2 separate regions of the Homo sapiens genome follow, and region 1 is linked to region 2. Evidence: chromatin loops called from intact Hi-C (ENCODE). Cell type or tissue: OCI-LY7. All regions are shown on one strand.

What was found. Hi-C counts contacts between places; a loop is a spot of excess contacts. Peaks named below come from ENCODE experiments on the same cell type or tissue, not always from the same donor. Only the 100,000 strongest peaks of a DNase experiment are listed, where the experiment ranks them.
Region 1: a loop joins it to region 2, with 11 times the contacts of the local background. A loop is called at or near these places in 1 of 110 quality-filtered maps.

The regions. Positions count from the first base shown.
Region 1 is chr16:12,255,112-12,257,611 of GRCh38, reverse strand. All of the region lies in intron 14 of SNX29 (sorting nexin 29), which reads right to left. Among named protein-coding and RNA genes, the nearest start is that of SNX29-AS2, 120 kb to the left of the region's middle. In OCI-LY7, no CTCF peak of the experiment used is centred here; DNase peaks (open chromatin) are centred at 1,481 and 1,871; H3K4me3 peaks cover 2,431 bases; H3K27ac peaks cover 2,500 bases.
Region 2 is chr16:12,146,567-12,149,066 of GRCh38, reverse strand. The region is part of intron 13 of SNX29 (sorting nexin 29); the gene reads right to left. Among named protein-coding and RNA genes, the nearest start is that of SNX29, 170 kb to the right of the region's middle. RefSeq lists enhancers at 641-935, 525-1,082. In OCI-LY7, a CTCF peak has its summit at 1,302; DNase peaks (open chromatin) are centred at 1,196, 1,916 and 2,416; H3K4me3 peaks cover 2,265 bases; H3K27ac peaks cover 2,500 bases.

The DNA of each region.
Region 1 (2,500 bases), 110 kb before region 2:
GCTTGATCCCAAGAGTTAAAGGCTTCAGTGAGCTATAGATGTGCCATTGCACTCCAGGCTGGATGGCAGAGCAAGACCCTGTCTCTCTTAAAGAGAGAGAGAGAGAGAGATGCTAGTGGTAGGCAGAATGGCCCCCAAAGATGCCCATGCCCCAAAGATGCTGTGAATATGTTGCTGCACATAGCAAGAGACTTTGCAGATATAATTAGAGTTACAGACCTTGAGATAGGAGAGTATACTGGATTACCTGTGTGAGCCCAATCTAATGACGTGAGCCCTTAAAAGCAGAGAATGCCCTCCAGTCGAAAGCAGAAGAGAGGGATGGCAGAAGACAACCACAGAGGAGAAGCAGGAGAACAGGAAGTCGGATTCCAAGAATGAAAAGGACTCAACATGCCATTGCTTGTTCTGGGTTCTGGGGGCCTCCAGAGCTCAGGGCAGCCCCCAGCTGAGAGCCAACCAGAAGCGGGAACCTTAGTCATTCAGCTACTCGGAACTGGATTCTGTCAACAACGGAATGAGCAAGGAAAGGAATTCTCCCCTAGAGTCTATGGAAACAAATACAACCCTGCCACCACCTCATTCAGCCCATTGAAATCCACGGCTTCTGACCTCCAAATCTGTAAGATAATTTGTTATCAGCCATTTGTTGCCACACCAAAAGAAAACTAATACAGTGGGGAAGACGGTGGAGAAATTGAAGTTTTGGTGGGAAAAGCAGATGTTCTGCTTTAGCTATCATAAGTCCAAGTGGAGGAGGCCAGTAGACCAATGGTTGTGAGCATGTGGAACTAAGCAGAGCCATCAGTGGCCATTCCTGCCTCTTTCACCGTGATTCCCAGTAAAATGGAAATCCCACGTACCCAGGAACTCTGTCTTGTTCCCCATTTTAAGTCAGATAGTAGCCTGGTACCTGGCACATAGCAGGCACTTCATAAACAACTGCTGAATGCTGATTGTCTCTCTTCAAAAAAAATTCTCAGGAGGCCGGGCGCAGTGGCTCACACCTGTAATCCCAACACTTTGGGGGCCGAAGCAGGCGGATCACTTGAGGTCAGGAGTTCAAGACCAGCCTGGCCTACATGGTGAAACCTCGTCTCTGCTACAAATACAAAAACTAGCCGGGCATGATGGTACACGCCTGTAATTCCAGCTATTCAGGAAGCTGAGGCAGGAGAATCGCCTGAACCAGGGAGGCAGAGGTTGCAGTGAGCCAAGATCTGCATGACAGAATGAGACTCCACCTCCAAAAAACAAAAATTCTCAGGAAACCATCAACAGAGTGAAGAGACAACTTACCAAATGGAAGAAACTGTTTGCAAAATAGGTCTGATAAGGGGTTAATATCCAAAATATACAAGGAACTCAAACAACTCAATAGCAGGAAAATATAACCTGATTAAAAAATGGACACAGGATGCAAATAGACATTTCTCAAGGAAGACATCCAAACGGCCAACAGGTGTATGACCAGCTGCTCAACATTACCAATCATCGGAGAAATGCAAATCAAAACCACAATGAGATAGCACCTCACACCTGTTAAGATGGCTGTTATAAAATAGAAGAAAGATAAATGTTGGTGAGGACTGGGAAAAGGGAACCCTTGTACACTGTGGGTAGGAACGTAAATTAGTACAGCCGTTATGGAAAACAGCATGGAGGGTCCTCAAAAAACTAAAAATAGAGCTGCCATATGATCCAGCAATCCCACTACTGCATATTTATCCAAAGGAAATGAAACCAGTATGTCGAAGAGTTATTTATCTGCACTCTCATGTTTATTGCAGCACTATTCACAATAGCCAAGATACAGAATCAACCTGTGTCCATCAACAGATGAATAAACAAAACGTGACGTATATACACAATGGAAAGCTACTCAGCCTTAAAAAAGAAGAAAATCCTGTCATTTGTGATGACACGGATAAACGTGGAGGATATTATGCTAAGTGAACTCAACCAGGCACACAAAGACAAAATACCACATGATCTCACTCATATGGAATCTTATGAGCATAGAAGCAGAGAGCAGAATGGTGATTACCAGAGGTTGGGGTCGGGGCAGGGGAGAGATGGGGGGATGCTGGTCAAAAAGTACAAAGCTTCAGTTGGACAGGATGAATGAGTTCTGGCGGGTTAGGGGACAGCATGGTGGCTGTAGTTAAGAATACTGGACTGTTAGCAGAACAAAGTGGCTCACACTAGCCTGGTTAATATGGCGAAACCCTGTCTCTACTAAAAAAAAATTAGCCAGGCATGGTGGTGGGTGCCTGTAATCCCAGCTACTCGGGAGGCTGAGGCAGGAGAATCACTTGAACCCGGGAAGCAGAGGTGGCAGTGAGCCGAGATCACGCCATTGCGCTCCAGCCTGGGCGTCGCACCAAGACTCAGTCTCAAAAAAATAAAAAAATACAGGATTGTTTCCTTGAAAATTGTGAAGAGATTATATCCTAAATGGTCTCAACACCAAAAAAAAGTATGTGAAGTGATGAATATG
Region 2 (2,500 bases):
TATGTGCCAGGCATTGTCCAGGCTCCTTGGAATAGATCTATCGGTGAACTAATGAGACGAAGGCAGGCCGGGCGTGGTGGCTCACACCTGTAATCCCAGCACTTTGGGAGGCTGAGGCAGGTGGATCACCTGAGGTCAGGAGTTCGAGACCAGCCTGACAAACATGGAGAAACCCTGTCTCTACTAAAAATACAAAAAAAAATTAGCTGAGCATGGTGCCACATGCCTGTAATCCCAGCTACTCAGGAGGTTGAGGCAGCAGAATCACTTGAACCCGGGAGGTGGAGGTTGCGGTGAGCCAAGATCGTGCCATTGTACTCCAGCCTGGGCAACAAGAGCGAGATGCCACCTCAGAAAAATAAAATAAAATAAAACAAGACAAAGGCTCCTGCCCTCATGAGGCTTAAAACTTAAGACCAAAAGGCAGTGATAAATCATGAATCTAAGAAGTGATGTATTAGAAAACAAGAAATGCTATGGAAATAAGAAAAAGTTAAGCAAAATAAGAGGGACTAATCATGCAGGGGAGGGGGAGATTGGACAAGAAAATCTGAGGTACAAATGAGTGAAAAACAAGAAAAACAAGATCTACTAAGATGTAGCTAACGTCAACTCCCTAACAAACTTGGGAAAGAGCCTTGCCAGATACAGAAAGAGAGGCAGAGACCATCTGTGGATTTAGTTCAGCCCTAACAGCTCCTTAGCTCACATTACCAGAAACAAGAGGGAATGTGCTCAAAGGCAAGCCTATCCCACGCTAGGTCGCCATTTTTAAGTGGCCTTTTCAACATGGATAACAAAGGGCATTTTGTAGCTCCATGGGTGGCATTCCAGGACCCCACCTCTCCACTTTAACCTGTGTGGCTCAGCTCTCAGGGAGCTCTCTCGGGTCTCAGAGAGCTTCCAAGTAAGAATGCATTTGAAGGAAAGTTCTTCTGCTTAAAATAAAACATTTTCATGATGGCTACTTGGTGGCTGGAGCTGAGCAGCAGCAGGTACGAGTCTCACACATCTTTGCTTCGGCTATGTTTGGCACCAGTACGAATTCAGCGAACTCTGGTTTGCTCAGTCACTAGCCTTGACAGTTGTCTCTCTTTAAACTGCATCGCTGCTGCTGCTGCCAAGAATATCTCCCCTCTGCCCAGCTTCCTGTTGTTCCCCTCCCAGGCTCCAAAATAAAAAGAAGTTGCTTGGCAGTGATGTCACATTGCCACTGTCACCGCCTGCAGGGCATTCACATCCTGGCTATATTTAAGACCCAGGCTTCATGTTCAGTGACATGGAAATTGCCACCTTGTGAACCGTACCGGAAAGGCAAGATTTGAAAAATTATTTCTACGAATAATCAGGCTGCAAATTCTGCCTCTCCGGAGGCAAAGAGGGAAAGTCAAGGGGGTTAAACTGAGCCACGGGCTGCGGCTCCTTGGATCGGCTACATCCAGCTGTTTCATTCCAACCATTTCTCGGAAGTAACTCAAACACCAGCATTTACTTAGTGGCCACACCTCTCTTCCCATTGTTCACCTTTCCTGGGCTCTTTTGGTATCCCTCAAAACCATTCTGCTATTTTTCTTTCTCTCTAGACACCTCTACCTACTTCTCATTAGAAAAGACAAGAAATGAAGCATTAATGAATGGGAAAAGCATTTCCCTCCCCGGTGAATAATTACCGTAACCTTTTCATAAGAGTTCTGTCATATTTATGGGTTTTGGTAATTTTTTTTTATTTCCTCCTGCTTCTGTCCTTTGATGGGGGAAAGCGATGGGCTGGAGCAACATTTCAGACACAACCTTCTCCCTTTTCCCTTAACAGCTGCATGTTTTTCACATCTTGATGAACTGCCCAAGTCTGTGTTTGGTGCAGATTTTTCAGGGAACATCTGGCATTGGGTACTAATGACTCTGACGCTCAACCATTCAACGCGGGCACGCGCTTCAAAACACAGATGTTCATGCAAATATACCTTGCTGCTTGCTCCCTAAAAAGTTGAGTTCGTCAACAAAACCTGAGTCTTTGATTGGATTCTAGAAGCATTAGAGAAAATAAACAAGCACATGGCTTTCTCCCTTGTACGTGATTGCTCTGAGATGCCACCAAGCTTCTGTTCCTCTCCCATTATGCTGTCTCTACCATTTTATATTTTAAAAAACTATCTAGGAAACCTATACTGGTTACAAAATTCTGAAAGGCTCATGAAGAAATTTATATGGCTTTCCACTGTTGGTCATGTTTGAGAAGGTGCTCCCATTATTTTAAATTTCAACATTAAAGCATTTGGCATTTCCATTCTCCCACCTTTGGGAGTCCCACATCATTAATCCCAAAAGAAAAACGAGCTGAGAAATCATTCATGCCAAGGATACCTTCACCTTCCACAGCCACAGATGCAGGAGCCAAGCAGTGATGAATGGTAGTAGAACTAGCTCCATTTCTGATGAGCAGGCCCTCCCACCTCAGCCTGCCGCCAAGAACTTGGGCCATGAAAACATTCATATCTCT